Linked DNA regions of Homo sapiens: regions 2, 3 and 4 are each linked to region 1. Evidence: chromatin loops called from intact Hi-C (ENCODE). Cell type or tissue: endothelial cell of umbilical vein. All regions are shown on one strand.

Region 1 (5,000 bases):
AGTAGAACCACAAAAGTAATTACGTTATTTACTAAATCATTATCATTTCAGAGTTGCAAGGGTTGTATATGCCAGGACGCTCTCACACGTCTAATTCCACCTTCACCAAACCTGATACTCTCCACAATGAGTAGGGATCACTAGACCTATGAGAAGACACAATAGTACTTGGCACTTGGTGGATGTTGAAACTACAGTAATAGCTCTAGACAGACAGGGAAAGACTAATAGTGATTTTTAAAGCAGATAGTAGATAGAATAAACAAATCAGCTAATTTGGCCACCAAGTGAACTTGACAGGTTTGTATATTGAAGAGGAGAGAGAAATAAGTGGAGCAGTGTCAAGATAACTAGGAGGAGTGACTGCGTGATTTAGCTGTGATTTAGAACTAAAGGCTCATACTACCACCTGTTTACTAAATATTTTTATGATCTTGGAAAACCTTTCTCACTTCTTTATCAAAATAGAGACTTCCCAAGGTTGACATAATCATAGCTTCAACTCTGTTTGCTGATAGAGGAAATGAAATTTCAGGCTGAGTACAGCCTTATACACAGTCCTTTAGATGACTAATATTACTCAGAGAACAAAATAAACATTCAGTCTTCATGGAAAAGAAGTAGACTGTGTATTTTTGGTTACATCTTAATATTTAGCACATAACGTCAACAACATACATTTGCACATGGAGGAGCCCAGCAGATCATTTTTTTCAGGATGGTAATTAGATTAATGATTTGGGAAACTTAAAGGTCTTGGGATGTGATGGGACTCATTCTGAGGTCGTGCTAATTAAGCTAAGCCTGTCTTTTATTCTTCTCAAAATTTGGGAGGATACCCAAGGTCTATTTTCCTTGCCATAAAGAATAACCACAAAGCTGTGAAAATAAGACAAAACAGAGTTCTCTTACAAAATTATCTGTTTGTTATATACTTGAGGTTCAGTTGAGAAAAACGGTACTTGTAGGATAATTGCAACAAAACAGAGAGCAGCTTATCACATAGCCAAAATTTATCCAGAAACGAAACTATATAAAGATTTTCAAAACTCAAGGATCTAATAGAATTTGAAAATTTATCATTTGATGTTGAGACAAAATGGCATACATTTCTTCTTTGTTTAAAAAAACAGCAATGAATATGTATAAACTGTATCATCACTATCATAATCATCATCATGAAATTTAAAAGTACTCTTCTGTATGTGTACCTGTTCCAGTGTTATAGAAAAAGAGTTAAACATGGAAGCCATTTGGATGCTTGATACTTAAAAACATACTATATGTGCCTATGCATACAGGTGATTCAGATGAATTGATATTACACAAATGTCTGACCTAAACAAATTTTTATAACATGTATAAGAAGAGAAATTGCATAATCAAGTGGGATGATAAGTTAGGGAGAGAACTGTATATTAAAAATGATACCATGAGGAAGTTTTTACCATGAGGATATTATGGAAACTGACCAATTATTCTAAATAAATTAATAATAGTAATAGTAACAATAATAATGAGGCAGTGTTAGCTGCAAATGTATTTGCTATTGTAAATACACTTTATTTTTTAATAAAATAAACTGAGTTTATTTTTAATTTATAAAAGAATAAAGTTTATAATTCATATGTAAATTCTATAATGCATATGTAAATTATAAAATTTATACTATAAATTATATTATGTTTACATTAGAAATTATATAAGTATATTATAAATTATATTTAAATAAGTAGAAATTATAAAATCATAAATTAAAATGATTATAAATATATTATAAAAATAAAATTATTTAAATAATTATTTAGTTAATATAATTATATATTAACTATATATAACTATAATTATATTAACTATACATAATTATAATAATCACATATTAACTATATATAATTATAATAATTTATATTCACTATCTATTATAATAATTATATATTAACTATATATAATTAAATAATATAATTATATACAATAATATATAACTATATAATATAATAACATAACTATATATAATTATATGTAATCATTATATAATTATATATTATATAATTATAGTACATTCTAATTGTATAATATTAATTATGTAATAATAAAATGATTATATTATAATACTTGTCTGAATAAAAAATAAATTATATTAAATGTGGAAAGATTATTAGCTCAAGATGAAAATTGATTTAAATCATCCATTATAAAAGAGGCATGGAAAACAGAGAGTAATACAAAACAATTCAAAACCATGCTCCTCTTCCTTCTTACTAGCTTTATTCAAAGAAAATATATACATGGCAAGTATTTGGCAAATATTTCCATCCTGTTTAGAAGATTGGAAATCTGAGACACAAATATTTAAATATTTTACTCAAGACTAATAAGAAAGTAAGTGATCCACATGAAGAAAGTGTTCAAGCTTTCCCGTCCTTTAACTTTAGTTCATGCTGCCCCTTGTAAATGTTTATCATTTATCTTCAAGGCTTTCTCGAATAGTACCATGTATAGAGGAGCTCATATTATTTGATAAGTTAGCATTTTCTTAACAAGTCTCTAATGTAAAAGACAAGTTCAAAATTCCACATTTCCACTGAGCTGTCCACTTAAAATGGTTAAGATGATAATTGGCTTAAGTGATGTCTAAGAAAACCTAATGTGATAGAGTTCTGAATAGTTTTTTAATTGACAGGTACAATCACAAGAATGGATGAAATTGGGAAGTAAATTGGTTTCTGATATTATTCTCATGTGTTGTGTATTTTCTGAAGTATTTTTATGGTGTACATGTAGGAGCTAGAAGTATCTGGCATTACTATACTTGACAGACAAGCTCAAAGTGAGGCCCAGAGCTAGCGGAAGTGTAGGCAGGAAATGGAGTCACTGAGTCATGTCATGGGAATGCATGGTTAGTGAGCATTGATAACATTCAGACAGACTGCACTGTTGATTTTGGAAGACTTGTCGTGGGAACCCTAAGTAGAGTCTTTTGGGGGCGCATTTGTTTTTATGTTTTCTACTGTGTGTAAGTGGTCTGGACTAGTTATTTCTTTTTTTGGTGCAGCAGCAAAGAAAACCGTGACATTGTGACCTCTATAGAGTGTATCATATAATCTCTCTGGCAATTGTCCTAAGTGGCCAACTGGTCATTCTCATTGTGCTAGCTATAGTGAAATAAAAAAAAAAAGTACTGCTTTTTTGGTCAAAAAGCTATTTTCCTGAAGCCTCCATCCAGTTGCATCTGGACTATAATCTTAACAGTCAATCCTGTTGACCACTGTTCTATCTTCAGCAATCTTCTCACTGGTAGTAGACAACGACCAAATGCAGTGTGTCAAAAATAAGCCGGGAAAGCCCATGCAGAAAGGTGGGGGAGGTAGAGCAGGAGAGCCTTAAACTCTGATTGTTCTGATTATAATTCCTTTTCACGCCCATTTCGTCTTGCAAGTGGTGGTTTATTCATTCGAATCAACAAATATTTATGGGAAGCATGCTAAATGCAAGGTACTGCATTTAGGGGCTGAGGACACAATAATAAAATCACGGCTCTCCTGGAATTTAGACTAGTCAGGTGAGGAAACAATAAACAAAGTAAGTAAAATGTGTAGTGTGCTTATTAATGGCAATAAGTGCCCCGGGTGGGGGTGGAGTTGAAATAACATCAGAAAGGGGATACTGGGTGGCCGGAGTGAAGGTTTGCAGTTCTAAAGTGGTTGTTTGGTGAATGTTGCACTGAGAAGGTGGCATTCAAGTCAAATGGGAAGGAAGCATCTGCTCTGCTTCTACACTAGACCTGGAGTTCAGAAAGAATTGGAGCGCTTTCTGTCCCAGTTTCAAAGGAAACTTGGAAGTGAGCAGCTAACTCTGGGTAATCAGGTATCTTGATGAACACAGGGTTCCCAAAGTGGTTTTGCCTTTTTGGGTTTACTACTCTGTCTGATGAGAAACCCGCACCAAGTCGTTTACGGTCTCATCAGAAATGTCATTAACCTGGCACCAACCTGTGGATTTTTTTCATAGCTGTGTTCCACTCAGACCTACCTTTGACCTTGGGTGCAGCCAACAACTGGCCACTTTCTGTGAATGTACAAGTTTAAGTGTGGGGCTGAAGAGTTAGTTAGAGGCTGAGTAAATCCTAGATTTGAATTTTCTTAACTTCAATATTTGTCTTCTTTTGGATATGCATTGTTTTATACAGTTGATCCAGAAAATAGCTACTTTTTAAAAAACTAATAAACTTTAATTTTTAGAGCAATTTTATGTTTACAGAAAAATTAAGCAGAAAGTACAGCATTCCCAAATACTGCGCACCCCCACAGTTTTCTCTCTTATTAACATCTTTCTTTAGGTGTTAATATTCTGTATTATTTATTACTTATTACTAATACTCCCTATTATTTAGATGTTAGTATGCCCTATTATCTGCATTTGCTATGATTGACGAATCAGTATGATACATTATTATGAAGTAAAGCCATTGTTTACATTAGTGTTCACTGTGTTGCATAGTTCTACCGGTTTGGACAAATGCGTAAGCAGCTTTACTGATCACGTGAGATCACTTCTGTGTTCATTCTGGGACTTTGGAGGGGTTGGGATAGTTGAGTGTGATAAATCAGGCCCCAGACAAGATCCCTGAATCTAAAGTAGGGGTTGTGTGAGTGTCTGAGCCTTGGTTCCGCAAGGAGGCTCTGTTGTGATAATGGGTTTATGGTTCCTAAAAGTCAGGTGATCATGGCAAACTTTTTAGCTGTTCCACCCCTAATCACACACATTGCTGATTCCCTCTGGAAAATTTAACCTGCTTGGAAGTCCGTACATCTCCCAGCACCACAGAACCTTGTTCGACAGAAGGAGGATACTTCAGAAAATCTATGCAGTAAGAGATGCCTGTTCTTTTGTTGTGTCATATTTGAAGCAGTTGAATAGTCAAAAGTGCACTTAGCATTTGAGTGACTTTGGCAGTTTAACCTCCATGAAACTCAGCTTTCTCGTTAAAAAGAGACATAATT
Region 2 (5,000 bases), 140 kb after region 1:
CTACTCCTACTATGTGCTGTTCACTGAAAAAGGTACAAGAGGTTGAGAAATAAAAGTTCTGTGCTAGTCCTACCTGGAGGAACTCAGGACTGCAGGGACAGCTGAGAAGAAACAGGTAAGGACACTGAACTCTGGCTCTTTGATAAGTGCTCCTCCGGCAGTATCCCCAAAGCATGGAAGAAACACAATGGAAGAGGAATCCATCCAGCCACTGGGATTTGTAGAAGGATTAAGGAGGAGGTGACATCTGAGTACATCTGAGTTGAATCTCGAAGGATGAGTGAAGAACAAAAAAATTAGGGTAAGGGCATTCAAGAACAGCTAATGTATAAAGACGTAGAGTGCAGTGAGACCAAGAGCTTTCAAATGGGACTCTTTTTATGCTGAAATTCAGGGAAGGGAAAGAGAAAACCTGAACTAAATCAGTTACTCAGGAGATAGAGAAGTGGGGGAAGATTGAAGCAGCATAGGATGTATGGAGGTGTTTCAGATGTCTTCTAGATTTCTCTCTCAGTCACTAGATGGGTGGTAGCACCAGGTGGCTCACATAGGAAATAGAGATGAAAGAGCAGGTTTGGAAGGAAAGTTTTGGAGATACCCATCCGGAAGGGAAACAATACATGGCCCTAGAGTAGAATCATTCATTTACTCTGCAAGTATTTACTGATCATAACTGTCTGGGACTGTTTTAGGCACTGAGGATGCACAAGCAAGTAAGACGGACAGGGCCTCAGCTCTTATGGAGCTCACAGTCTGCCTGGGAGACCAACCACAAACAAACAAACACAATGTCTGGAAGTGGAAGCGCTATAAGGAAAACTAAACTGGATGCCGTGAGAAGGAGCTATTTTGGTTGGGTGTCAGGGAAGGCTTCTTGAAAGGGCTCAGGATAGATTTGGGCTAGGACAGTAATGTAATTATAATAGTATTGTTGTTGGAAGCATAGGTTAAGTCTTTTCTATGTGCCAAATGGATTATTTCATTTAATCCACAATGCAATCGTCTAGGGAGGTACTACTGAGAGGCAGAAACATATGCAGAATCAAATGGGACACTGCCTTTAGCCACACTCTTAACCACATATACTTTCTATCTATAGCCTGTCAGGCCTTAAGAAGGACCATGTGAGGCCATCTGTGAAAAGGAGGAACCCAGGGGAGGGTGTCGCCTGACAGCCACGAGACAAGCCTGTGTCAGAGGAAGGAAATGGGCTACAGTGTCCAATGGTCCATGCACCCTGGAAAGGACAACAATAACTGGAACACGTTGTTAGATTTAGCAACCAGATGATTATTGGTGACCTTGGCAAGATCACGTTCATTGAGGAAGGGAGGAAGCCCAGATTGCAGTGTTGACAGGGAAAGACTTCTCTTCCCAGGGACACAGGGTAGAGGCAGTGGGCTTTAGGATGGCTGCTGTTATTTTAGTTTTGGTTTATTTAAAAGCAGGGTGAGACTGGAGGGTTGAGCCTGTGGAGAGGCAGAGATTGAGGGTATGTGAGGGAGAGGAAATAACCAATGTAGCAAAGTACCTGTAGGGACAAGAAGGGAAAGAAAGCCCAACACAGGTGAGGGACGTGGTCTCGGGCTGGAAGAGCAACACCTCTTCCGCTGCGATGGGAGGGAAGACAGTAAGCAAGAAGGTAGGTAGGGCTAGGGGGTTACCTGAGTTCTTTTCTCCTAATAGGTGATATTTTCATCTGGTGAAGGCCCCACAGGGGATGCTACCTAAGGTTCAACTTTGAAACAGATCTTGGGGAGAATGAGAGCGGATGCTGTACAGATTACTCCAAGTAGCCCTGAGGTTCCTGTTGAGGTTGGAACACTTGGCATTTGTGGCGGCTCCATCTGCACAGCTGTGTGGTTTCTTCCAACAGGGCCAGCAGCCGGGGCTGGCAGAGAGCTGGGCCATGCTGGGTGGCACACACTGCTCAGCCGGCACCTGTTCCAGGCAGATCATTTCCGTCTTTCATCTGGCTTCTCTTGGACAGTCCTCAATTCATGGGCCATCCAACAGCCAGAACTAAACAAATGTGCAATTCCAGAATTTAGTCTTCAAATTAGTCATTTAAGGAAAACTCCTAATCAATGGCATCTGAATATAAAATATGTGCTAGAATAGAAAGTAGTAGGGGCCCACGCTCTTGAGAGCTAAATGATCACTGAAATAGCTTGAATGGTTATGTTCTGTTCCCGTGTATATAATGTTAAAACTATTGCGTCTGTTTGATTCAACAAGAGGTCCCTTCTAAAAGTCAAGTATACAGCTTTCCTGGGAATGTAATTGATAAACATTTTGTTGTTACACTGTATAGCAGCCACTTTAAGACAACAGGAGTCTTGTTCTTTGCAGAGCATTTTGTTACCTCTGCATGCATACAAAGCAGAGGATGGAATCAAAAGGGTATTTGGCTTGTGTCCAGAAAGCAATCTGGATTAGTCTATATAACCGGCTGTCACAGTTTCAAGTCCGTTTCTGATCCGTGACTTATTGCTTCATAACTGACTATTTCAAAGATTTACCAGGATTCTACAAAAAAAGTATCTCATTACTTTCTAGCTCATTCTGAGGTATGTTTCACTAGTTAACATTTTTAAATATTTAAAGTAACAAAATAAGACAATAAAGACTATTTCTTACCATCATCCCTGTCATTCCCATTTTCTACCAACAAGATAAACTGATGGAGGGAATATTTACTAGAAGTGTAGCAGAAGTGTAGAGGGAATACTTTAGGTAGAGGTTAGTTTGCATTCCCTAAGTCAGTAGCAATTTATATAATAGAGGAAGGACTGAATACTTTTAATTTTCAAACTTCCTGTGGAGCACCTGGAATTAAAATGAATATCTGATTAAATTTTGGTTCTTATGTGGCAGCTTGGTACAAAGACATTTAAAAAGAAATGAGATTCAAGCAATTTTGCAGATTCAATAATTCAGAAATTCCTTTTGAAAAATTTGTTCCCCTCCCCAAACCTGAGGTGTAAGGCATTAATCACATCTCTGAATTAGTTAAATGTTGTCACAGTTACTTTCTTGGAAGACCTCAAAGCACTTCAGAAACAAAACTTTGTGAACTGCAGGACACCCCGAGGCCTGAGACAGTATTGTCTTCTCCTTATGAATGAGTTGAAGTCCAGGAAGTGGGCTTGGACTTCAGTGATGATGTATTTCTTAAAGAGCCAATACATTTCCTTCTTTCCTTCAGGAATCAGAGTTAATTTCTAACTACAAGCCTACTTTACGTTTTTGGCTAAAATACCTTAAAATTCTTCTATTTTCATATTTCACTTCTTCATAATACGTACTTCTTTCACTGCATACAGATTGTAATGCTTTCTCAAAGTATGTAAATCTATTTTAGGTAGGTTCCTTATGGTTTGACCTGAATATTTTAAAGTTATTTTTCTCCTCATAATGGCTATGCAATGGAAATAATATTTTGACACTTCAAACCGTATTAATTTAATTGTAGTTTGCAGCCAGATAATTATTTCATTGAAGAAATCAGGAAGGATTAACATAATGTTCAGATCACCAATATTGAACATCAAAAGAATGTCAACCTAACCGAGTAGCTGACTTCAAGTAACTTGAATTTAGGGAAACTGGGATGAGTTATGCTCTCACTGTGGCATATATAAATTTTTGTTGTTGTTGTTGTAGTTGTGAAGGTGGTAGTTTCTGAAACTGAAAAATAAAGGAAAGTATCAAGAAATAGGAGGAGTATGGTCCAGCCCCTGATTTCTGGGTAAAACTGGAAAAGAAGCTGGAAGCTCCTTGAGTGGGGGGCCGTGGGGACCAGGCTGTCAGGTTGGGCGAGGGAGGGAAGGGGAAGCGCGCTCCTGGAAGGAGTGGGGCGCGAGGCAGCCAGGGGGAGGGCAGGGGAGGGAGGGGAGTGGAGGAGCGCCCAACGGAGGGGAGGAGGGGAGGAGAAGGAAAGTGGGAAAGGAGTAGAGGAGTTGGCGAGCGCAGAGGTTAATAACCTAGCGCGGCGTTTCTGGTGGCCAGGCATCCCGGTCCTCGCGCGTGGCGCAGCCTCCCAGCGCCGGACCGACCCATGTCGCGCCCGCATTGGGTCCCGGGACCCCGGCGGGAGTGCCGCGTCCGTCCTTTCCAGTCGCCGGGAGTCTGAGTCGCGGGCCACGCGGGAGTGGCGGTGGAGAGCCCGCCGGTCGTTATGAGGACGGATCTAAAATGACCAGCAAACGGAAACCTTGCCAAACGCAGCTCAGGAGATCCATCAGTGAGCAGTTGCGGGACTCCACGGCCAGAGCCTGGGATCTGCTGTGGAAGAACGTCCGGGAGAGGCGGCTGGCAGGTCAGTGCCCCGGAGACGCCGCGACCCACGGGGGCGGGGGAGGCGCCGGCCCCGTAGCCCGCCCGGGCCCGCCGCCCTCCTCTGCTCTGGGCTCCAGGGCATGAGTTTCAGAGCCCAAGGCCGGGGCGAGCGGGCTGCGGGCACCACCCTCCCTGGGCCGGGCCCCGAGCGCCCTCCCGCCGCGCCTCCCGGTGGGTGTGGGCTCCGTGCCGGACGCGCGCGCTGACAGCCAGGCCTGGTGCTCCATGCTGGCGGGCCGCGGGACGGGTTACCTGGAGGGGCTGCCCCCGGGCGGCCTTTTAGCCTAGGCTGTCCCCTGCTCCGCTGCCATCCCATTCCACCCCAGTGAATAAGTGCCCAGACCAAGTGGCCCTTCGCGAGGGCTGCCCCTTCCCAACTTCGCCTTCTCCACGTGGGACACATCCACTGAATGCGCGGGAGGGAGAGTGAATGCAAGGCAAGGAGCACGTCCGAAGCGCCGCAGACCAGCCACTCGGGGGTAGAGGGGGGGATGTGACGGGAGACAGGTGGACGGTAGTTGGTGCAGGTAGCTGGCTGGCTGTCCGCAGGCCCTGCCAGCTGTGAAAGCAGGCTTTCCTCCCTTTGAGGTTGCAAGGAAAGGCCTCCCTTTGGGACTCCATTGTCCACGAACCACAGCAAGAGAGGAAGTGATTGTTTT
Region 3 (5,000 bases), 250 kb after region 1:
AGTAGCAGCCTTACTTGACAAGCTAAATAGGGTGGTAAATCTGAGGTTTGCAGAGTAGACTTCTAAAATCCCCATCTAACATTAAAAATGTATTTCATTATAGCTTACCATCAAGGGAGGAACTAACCCAACATATAGATATGCCCATACTTTACACAAACAGCCAATTAGACATATGTATTTTCTTTTGATGAAAAGAGAAGCTTTTGGAAATGCAAACATGTGCATCCACTTACTAAGAGTCTACCAGCCTCTTATGTGGGACTGACATAATGATGTCTTGTGCACTTCCTCTTTTAAAATACAAAAATAAATGACACTGAGACCAAAAGCTCTGCAAATTAGTGGCTATTCAGGCTTGATAACTGTACTGAATGCACATGGTTTTCTGATGATGGCCACAGCTGGGGAATGAATCATCCTAACCTGGCAGACTGTTTTAGTAAACCTTTCATTTTAATGAAGTGATTCACTTGGAAAGAGGGGCAATGCAGCGAGCATAAGGCCCAGATACTTCCTTCAGCAGCCCAAAAATGGCTCAGAGCCACAGAATCTTGTCATTTGATCATCCTGGCAGGCTTGAAAGTGAAAGAATCCCAGGCGGCCTGTCAACCTCAGTGGGTCCTACCTCCTGTAGACCAGATGTTTGTGCAGCATCATCTCCCCCCATGCTCACAAAAATCCTGTGAGGTTGATGTGATGATATTTTATAAATAAAAACATGAGCCTCAGAGAGTTAAATAACTTACAACTCAGGCATCTTAGATTCTACACTATATGTGTTGCTGTTCCTTGATCTTATCTTGTTCTCTCTTCTTCCTCTACCTATAACGTCTCCCTTCCCTTCCCTTCCTTATCCTATTCCCATTTCTCCCCTCCTTCTATGCTTTCACTTATTCAAAGCATAGTGAGCTTCTACACCATGCCATGCCCTATGATAAATGCCAGGATCCAGTAATGAACAAGACAGACTTAAGTCTTGTCCTCATACAGTTTATGATCTAGCAAACAAGAACAGATGTGTGTTCAAATAGAGACTAAGGAACATGGGAGGAGGGGCAAGACATCTGGAAGGGATGCTTCATAGGAAGAGAGCAAGTGTACTGGTTGACAGACAGACTGAGAATATTTAAAGATTTCAACAGCATGGGTCAATGGGCCAAAATCACTGGTTGAAATTACACAGGAATAAATGTAAATCTGCCATTTCATATTATATAAATACAGAACTGGGACCACATGACTTCATAGGGTTCCAAGTGATGTTTGAAGCCTCAGCAATATGAAATAATGCCTTTAAAAGGATGCAGTCTTAGGCTGTGTCTGTACCAGCATGGGTTCCAGAATGAAGTTGCTTGTAATTCCATGCCACATCTGCAACTCTCTGCAGGGCTTTCTTGTTTTAAGGGAGACATTGGTTACAAGACAGTGAATACTGTTTTTGCGAGAATAAAATTCTCCAGAATTATATATTTCCCTTGGTAGAAGGTGAGAGACACACACTTAATTCTTATTCATTCCTCTGCGCTAATGAGCTTTCCTATAGGGAACTTTTGGCTTGGTAGATATGAACTAGGAGGAGATAATTGGCCCCCCAAAGTAACTGACTTTCCTTAACAATACCTAGCAATGTCTACTGCTCAGAATTTTCAGAGAATTATTTTCCAGATTTTTTTTTATTGTTGTTGCTCTTTTAGTCTGATTGAGGAAACAAAATAAGGGTGTGTAAAGCTGCTGTAAAAGAACATAATTAGTTTATGATGGGGGCTGGGCACAGTGTCTCATGCCTGTAATCCCAACACTTGGAAGGCTGAGACGGGGGGATCACTTGAGCCCGGGAGTTCAAGACCAGCCTGAGCAACGTAGTGAGACCTGATCTCTACAAAAAATCAAAAAAATTAGGCAAGCATGGTGGCAAATGCCTGTAGTCCCAGCTACCCAGGAGGCTGAGGTGGGACTATTGTTTAATCCTGGGAGGTAGAGGTTGCAGTGAGCCGAGATGGCGCCACTGCACTCTGGCCTGGGTGACACAGTAAGACCCTGTCTCTAACAAAATAAATAAATAAATAAATAATAACAGATAATTGGTGTATGATGGCATTAGGAAGAAACGAAAGGGAGACAGTTTGAGGAAGTGGAAAGGATACTGTCATTGGAATTAAACATGCAGATTTAAATACCAACTATACCTGTATTAATTGATACAGACAGGTTATTTAACACTCTCTGAGGCTTAGTTTCCTTAATTGCAAAATGGTATACTAATATCTGCATTGTACGATTGTTGCAGGGATTAGAAATAATATTGGCAAATTCATGACCAAAAAGCCTGGCACATTGTAGGTGGCTAAGGAAACCTTGAGAAAAGAAATCATTCAAAGAAAGGAGGTGGAGTCAAAGACGAATTCTTGGAAGAAATGCATTTTTAGATTCATACTTAAGAAATCGTAGACATAGACTGACTGAATATTAAGAAACCCATTACAGACGGAAGAAACAGTGACAAAATGAAGAAGTAAGGTCAAGGCCTTGTGTAGATACTATTGTGTTTTCTTTTTGGTCAACTGAGTCATCGTGAGTTAGTGTGTTCTCTTAGGATTGGAATTTATTGACAGCTGCTTGTGGCCAGTGATAACCTTTGTGTGTCTGTTGATTTCCCTGCTTCGAAATCCTCCTACCATTTAGGAAATGATGTTATCGTGTTCCCAACTTTTTTTTCCTCATTTTAATGTATAAAGCTAGCAGTCATTTCAATGTCATGTAGCATGTCACCTATTTTTCATGAAACACATTTGCAATGGCTGCCTTTAAAATATAGTACTCATTTATCTTCCTTTATCAGAAATATCTGGCAAGGGGAAAAAGGAGTTTTGTTTTCTTTTCTCTTCTTTAGTAGAAATGATTTCCCAACTTATTAGTGAAAAGTAGCTTATTTAAAATTTATTGTTTTAAAGAAAACTAGATGATATGTTCAACTTGCCACCCTAAAATCTAAGACCAGGGAGTATCAAGCTCATTCAATAAATACAACTAATAATTTAAAATATTATGTAATTCAGGTGTTTTGGGAACACCCAAACACTGAATAAGGGAAAGGATAATGGTGAGAAAGAAACAAAGTGACTGGAGAAGTGGAGGAAGAAGAAAAATCAAAATATGGGAAGCAAAAGGGGAAAGGAATGGGAGGAATACCAAAACAAAAGAAGATAAATGAAGGAGAAAAGAAAGACAAAAAACAGGGAAGAGGAATAGAGGGATGGGGGAGCAGTGTGGAGTGGGAGTCACTGTACCTAAGGCCAGAGGCCCTGCTGCTCCTTCCCCACCCATCATTCAAGTCTGGACCCCAACTGGTAGGTAACACTGGAAGCTACAGCTCACAAATCTCTTAATGCTCTCACATGCCCAGGATCGCCATAGACTTCCAGTTTTAAGTAGTGACTAAAAATTCCTTTGTTATTAAAAGTCTATTAAATTACATTCCTTTATTCTTCCTTTTTTATCTTCTTCTTTTTTTTAGAGAGAGAAGTTCTCACTCTGTCGCCCAGGCTGGAGTGCAGTGGCAGGATTATAGCTCACCACAGCTGGTTGCCACCACACCCAGCTAATTTTTTATTTTTTGTAGAAATGAGGTCTCACTATGTTGCCCAGGCTGGTCTTGAACTCCTGGACTCAAGCAATCCTCCTGTCTTGGCCTCCCAAAGTGCTAGGATTACAGGCATGAGCCACCATGCCCAGCCTTCTTCTTCTTAACGATAGCCCTGACTCATTCGAAAGTCAAGACAATAATAGAAATGTAAGTTTAAAATGTTATATGCCCATTTATTCAAAATTAATATTTTTAGCCTCATTGAGTCTTCAAGTGCAGTATATAAGGACCCCCCAGAAGATGAGGTAAATCACCCACATGAAAAGCCCTTTGTGTCAGTGGTCCCCAACCTTGTTAGCACGTCAGAATCACCTGGCCATTCATGAAAACCTGGGGTGTCTGGGCACCTCAACTGAGAGTGGTTTGAATTGGGGTCTCAGCACCCACTATTTTGTAAGCATCTCAGGTGATGGGAAGTTCAGCCAGTGCTGAGAATTGTGCGTTTTGGGCGATAGCAGTAGAGTGAGTGAATCACGGTTCCAGCACTTACAAGTGAGGGCCATTCATATACATATATAACTGGGATATCTAATATATAGCAAATTGAAAATTTGTAATACAATAGATATGTAATATATTTGATATTGTACTTGATATTATATTTGGTGTCTGTTATATATACAGCAAATTGCAAAAATATATGATAGAAATATATATTATATCTAATATAACGTATATTAGGCACCCTGAAACATGTTATGAAAAGACTAGCTCCAAAAAATGAGAGGGCACTGGTCATATGGAGCAGTTGTCCTGGCGACGGCATTGCAGAGACCTCATGTTGAATTCGTGTCTGCTTGTCCATCATCTGAGCACAGTGCTCATCACGTTGCCCCCATCGCCTGCTGAATTGAGTACTAAGTCCCCACTCAGAGTGTCCCTCCATTCTGACTCTCTGCCGCCTGGTATCTTGGCTCCAGACAAACCAAGCCGCACTTTCTCTTCTGGACTTTTTTCCAGCCGTTTTATTTATTTATTTATTTATTTAATTTATTTATTTATTTATTTATCCGAGACAGAGTCTCACTCTGTCACCCAGGCTGGAGTGCAGTGGTGTGATCTTGGCTCACTGCAACCTCCGCCTCCAGGGTTCAAGCCATTCTCCTGCCTCAGCCTCCCAAGTAGCTAGGACTACAGGCATGTGTCACCACACTCAGCTAATTTTTGTATTTTTACTAGAGACGGGGTTTCACCATGTTGGCCAGGCTGGTCTCGAACTCCTGACCTCAGGCGACCCACCTGCCTCGGCCTCCCAAAGTGCTGGGATTACAGGCATGAGCCACCACACCCAGCCCAGCCATTCCTTTAAACTGGACCAATCTATAACTCTCTCCATAACCACACCCTTGTCACT
Region 4 (5,000 bases), 310 kb after region 1:
GTTCTTCCTTATGGTTTTATATGAAGCATCGAGCTATTCATGACACTACTTTTAAGCAATTAAAAGAAACAAAATAAAACATTTCTAAATGACAAAAGAAAAGCATAAATACAAAGTGTGAGAGTCATTGACTTATACCTGACAGACACTAAATGTCTGCTCTAATAAGCAATAACAATTAGTTTAAAAAGGAAACACCAAATGTCACTTCACAGCTTAAGCCTAGAAAGCAAAGTTAGCCGGAAAATAATTACAAAAGTCTAAGGGATTTCATGGGTTTTGTTATTAAGGCAAAGTGTCTTTTCGTTTGTCATTTTCACCAACTAATCTGACAGATTCTTTATGAAGAAAGCACAGAGCCAGGAAATTGTACCCATCTGGTCAGTACCTGCTCAGAGGATCTGATATTAAAGTCTAGATCACTCCAAACTGCTTTTTCAATGCATTTCATTTTCTAGAAGTGACGAACAGTGAAACAAACCTATTCAGTCAATTGAAATAGTTATTTCGGGGAGAAAATTGAATCCTCTTCAAAAGAAGCTGTTTCACTATCTTAGTGTGGTGAGTATTGAAAGTTGGATGGTTTCCATGAAAACAAAAATGGACATAAAAGACAAAAGAGTTTGTGAGTGATATTTACAGTGAAGTTGAGTATGTGTGCATGTGGGTGGGTGGGTGTGTGTGTGTAGCAGCAGATCATAACCAGAAATTTTTCTCAGAATTAACTCTCTGTGTCCATTTTAATTTTTGTTGTATGACTCATTCAATGTTCACTATTCCCATAAATATAGGCCATACACCTACTGTTTTCCAGGCATATGTGGCCACTGGGGGTTAAAGAAGGTTGAGGTTCCTGTCCCTAAAGTGTTTATCATGGTAACCAACTAAATGTTTGTTTCCTACTCACATTGAGGGCAGAAGATACTGCATCACTTCCAGGCCTACTGAAGTTCCATCACCTCCACATGAAGCTTCTAGGTCACCTGGGCACTGGAACATCTGCTGTGGCTAAAGAAGGAGAGCCGGTGGCAGGTCACATGGCAGATTCACCCACCTGCCTTTGGCCAGTGCTCTTTCCCATGGCCCAGCAACCAGGAAGGCTAGAATCAGAGTCCACTCAAAGGTCTATCCCATAGTCAGCCGGGTTTTGCCACAACATTATTTAAAGATGCTTCGTTTAGGTTGGGCGCAGTGGCTCATGTCTATAATCCCAGCACTTTGGGAGGGCCGAGGTGGGCAGATCACTTGAGGTCAGGAGTTTGAGACCAGGCTAGCCAACATAGCAAAACCCTGTCTCTACTAAAAAATACAAAAATTAGCTGGGTGTGGTGGCACAGGTCTGTAATCCCAGCTACTTGAGAGGCTGAGGCACGAGAATCATTTGAACCTGGGAGGCGGAGGTTACAGTGAGCTGAGATCATGCCACTGCAGTCCAGCCTGGGTGACAGATCAAGACCATCTCACAAACAAAATAAATAAATAAATTTTTTTCTTTTAAAAAAAAGATGCTTCATTTAATTTTTTTTTTACCATAGTAAAAATATCCTTTTATTAAAAACTGATCTGGAAAGCTAAGACTCATGCACTACATTTAATGAATGAATGGTTAGTGACAAATAAAGATAGAAGTCTCAGTAAAATGCATGCCCTTCCAAGCCCTTTCTTCTGAACAGGTCTCAGGTTTGCCCAATCAGACTTTTCATAAATGTAAGACTGATGAATTTGCTTTTTATTTCTTTCACTCTCCACCCTTTCTGAAGTTGCAGATAAGCAGTAGAAAGTCCATGAGCAGATTCTGGAGGTAAATCAAGTATTAACTAATGCACAATTCAGATCATGACTGTGACAGCAATGATTATCTCAAAAAAATCAAAAGTGGGCAGTTCTCAGCAACTCCTTGTCTGACCCCGATAGAGCGGGACCCTTCCCCCTCTTTCCCTGCCTTCCCGGCAACCCTCTCCCTCTGTCATTCTCTTCACATCCCCCAGGTCAATGCTCTTAAACAGAAACGGAAGTTAAGCCACAAGGTTAGAGGACAGGAAGTGACTCAATGATTCCTTGGGGGTCAGGTGTCTGGGTAGTGAGAGAAAGAAGGGAGAGAAAATTCCAGATTAGAAAAGTAGCCCAGATGGGAGAGTGATCAGGGCAGGAATTTCAGAAACGACAATGACATCAGCATTAGTGGTACTCCTCCACTCTCCTACACAAGCACTTAAGAGCGTTGCTGTGAACTACTTCCCACCCATTTTCTTTGCAAGCCTAGGAACGCGGGGCTTTCTGGCAGATTTAACAGGTAGTTTGGTGGTGTCTGGATTGTGCTAATAGAAGCCATTATACCAAAGATAATTTTTAAAACCTAGAATTTAGTAAACAAGGGTTTTTTTTGTTTCATTTTGTTTTGCTATTTTGAGATTGTTAATCTCAAATACTCTCAATTTGCTGATTTCATTATTGTGTTAGGACATAAGTGAGATAATGAAGTGGATAATTAATGACATACTCTTTAGGATGTAAATAAAAGCCACACTCCACAGAAAAAAGAAGTACCATAAAGCTTAAAAGAGATCACGAACCTTAGTACCTGCATTATACAATGAGGATAGTTTTCGTACCGAGGAAAAGGAAGGAAGTCTCTTAGAATCATCATCTTTGCTGCTTTTAGTCAACTGTGGAATGTTTTAAAACTGTATTTATGGTCTTAAAGGGCATGTAAGAAAATATTTGGAAATTTCAAGCAAAAGATTAACCACTGGAATTATGATAGAAATCGCACTGTTTCTTTACGAGAGGAGAGTTCTGTTCGCTACTAAAAGACTCTGTTGAGAATGTGAATGAGTGGAACATACCCCACCTTACATTTTAGTCCTCTTTAGGGGTTTGATTCATTAGAAAGTGTGTGGTTCTTTCTATTCCAAACAGAATCCTTTTCTCTGGGACTTTATTTTAAGGCTGTGATGCAAATCTTTGGTGTTCCTTTTTAATGGGAATGAAAACAATGAGGAAAGGAAGTGTGGAGGCTTGGAATCTCAGCTGAGGCTTCGCAGGTCACTGGGGAGCAGTGAGGTTCCTCTCCACTGTTAGCAACCGGAAACATGAGAGAGGACTATCATCTGCTCCTTGCTCTGAATTTCTTTGAACCTCCATGCTGGAACCCTCCTCAGTTCTCCATGCAAACGTTAACCAGGCCCCTTTGTGGTGCTTGGTGCTGCGCTGGTGCAGAGAATGCAAAGACACTGTCTGTGGTGGGAAACAGAAAAGCAGAGTGAACCACACATTCCAGCGCCGGGGTAAGTGCTGGATCAGAAGGGCATGTGGGTACAAAGGATAGACCTTTGTGAACTTGTTACTTAGCCTTGCATGGCCTCAGTGGCAGTGGTCAGGTGGTCTGGAAGGACATGGCGGAAAGATAAAACTAGAGCTGGGAATCAGAGAGGCAAAGAGGAAAAGAATTGACTAGTCACATAAAGCAGAAGAAGAATGTCATTCTAGACAGTGGGAAAATTGCCTATAGGGAACAGAGGATGGGAGTTGGAGGGTCGATTTTAGGAAACTTTGAGTTGTTTAGCACCATTGCCAACTATCAGGGATGTGGGCAGTTGAGACACAGAAGAATATCAGGGACCCAGGCTGAGCTTAAGAATTTCATAGTGTCCTCGGAAATTTGGATTTTTCTTTGGAGAGATTTGAGAACCATGGAGAATTCTAAGCGAAGGAGACAGTGATCAGACTTGGGTTTTGTCTCTGAAGTTATCTTTGCATGATGTTGGTAGCACTCCTAAAAAAATGCATAAATTGCCTTCAAAACATAAGATGTCCTGCTATTTTATGGAAACATATACAAGAAAGTCTTTATTTTCCAGCACTTCGTGTTGCTGAGCAGAGATTCTTCCTTCATCCCGTGATCTTAAGCTTAGCCAACATCAGCCACTGATGGCCTGTGTGCGTGTGTCTCAGTTCTTTAAGGGCAGATACCTGGGTCCATCATAAATGTCTAGAGTGCAGTCAGAATTTACCTGAACCCCACATTTTCTGGCATACATGGAGGCTGCTGTTGAAAATAAATAGATCATCTCTCTGAAAATGAGATTTATCTTTTAAATTTACACCTGAGCCTCTTCAGCAAGGCAGCATGGCCAAGAGTGTTTAGAAGCTACAGGACAGTGCATTTTCTTGGAGCATAGATTTTCCTCAAATTTGAAGGAAAGCTTTGTTGCATTAAAAGAAGTATGGGCATGTTATATTCCAACTACACATAGGAGGAAATAAATAAATCCATTGGAAGTATCTGTTTATTTTCTTCTCCCATTTGGGTACATCAGTGGAAATTGTGAAAAGTATTCATTTCGGTTAATAATAATAGCTCCAATTTTTAAGTGCCTGCTCTGTGTCAAATTACATAATTCATTTTAACAAATGTGAACATAACGTCAAGTTCAAATCCCTGTGACAGAGACCAGGATTGCAGCAGTAAACTAAATGCTCTTCCTTGTTCTGGAGTTTCTCACATCCTTACAATGACTCAGAAGAGTATATATAATGTTGTGCACATTTTGCAGTGAGGAAACTGAGGCTTTGAGATGTAATGAGACTTGCTCAGGGACCCATAGAGTAAACCCACACTCAGCCAGCTCCCCATGGCCACCTTCCTCTCTGAAAGATTTTTTTAAAATTCCAACTTACTGTCTCTTTCCCCTTATCTGTTCCCACCTTTACTTTATCCACTAGAGACATCCATTTCAGAATCCACTTTTCTTTCTCTGAAAATCAACAACGGCCATCAACCATCAGCAGCAGCAGCAGCAGCCGTGCCCATATACAAGCTTGTTTGTATCTTCATTCTTAACAACAGCCATGGCAACCCCAACCACCACAGACCTGTCCCTACTGTTTTCAAATTCACTGAGCTCACACTGTAACTCTAAAAGAGACAGAAGTCACAGTTACATCTAACAGGACAAGTAAGAATTCAAGATGGCCAGAGATCATAGAGTGGAGGTGGC

What was found. Hi-C counts contacts between places; a loop is a spot of excess contacts. Peaks named below come from ENCODE experiments on the same cell type or tissue, not always from the same donor. Only the 100,000 strongest peaks of a DNase experiment are listed, where the experiment ranks them.
Region 2: a loop joins it to region 1, with 9 times the contacts of the local background. A loop is called at or near these places in 5 of 110 quality-filtered maps.
Region 3: a loop joins it to region 1, with 7 times the contacts of the local background. A loop is called at or near these places in 2 of 110 quality-filtered maps.
Region 4: a loop joins it to region 1, with 12 times the contacts of the local background. A loop is called at or near these places in 2 of 110 quality-filtered maps.

Annotation. Positions count from the first base shown.
Region 1 is chr13:33,492,901-33,497,900 of GRCh38, reverse strand. It overlaps a transcript of STARD13 not described here. Among named protein-coding and RNA genes, the nearest start is that of LINC02344, 160 kb to the right of the region's middle. In endothelial cell of umbilical vein, no CTCF peak of the experiment used is centred here; DNase peaks (open chromatin) are centred at 500 and 2,910; H3K27ac peaks cover 4,515 bases.
Region 2 is chr13:33,349,611-33,354,610 of GRCh38, reverse strand. It overlaps a transcript of STARD13 not described here. Among named protein-coding and RNA genes, the nearest start is that of LINC02344, 17 kb to the right of the region's middle. In endothelial cell of umbilical vein, no CTCF peak of the experiment used is centred here; DNase peaks (open chromatin) are centred at 3,120, 4,100 and 4,330; H3K4me3 peaks cover 1,378 bases; H3K27ac peaks cover 1,503 bases.
Region 3 is chr13:33,246,855-33,251,854 of GRCh38, reverse strand. The region is part of intron 1 of STARD13 (StAR related lipid transfer domain containing 13); the gene reads left to right. Among named protein-coding and RNA genes, the nearest start is that of STARD13-AS, 28 kb to the left of the region's middle. RefSeq lists an enhancer at 469-678. In endothelial cell of umbilical vein, no CTCF peak of the experiment used is centred here; DNase peaks (open chromatin) are centred at 474 and 2,594; H3K27ac peaks cover 3,617 bases.
Region 4 is chr13:33,184,165-33,189,164 of GRCh38, reverse strand. All of the region lies in intron 1 of STARD13 (StAR related lipid transfer domain containing 13), which reads left to right. Among named protein-coding and RNA genes, the nearest start is that of STARD13-AS, 91 kb to the left of the region's middle. RefSeq lists enhancers at 809-958, 2,052-3,251, 4,833-4,922. In endothelial cell of umbilical vein, no CTCF peak of the experiment used is centred here; DNase peaks (open chromatin) are centred at 754, 804, 2,074 and 3,094; H3K27ac peaks cover 3,460 bases.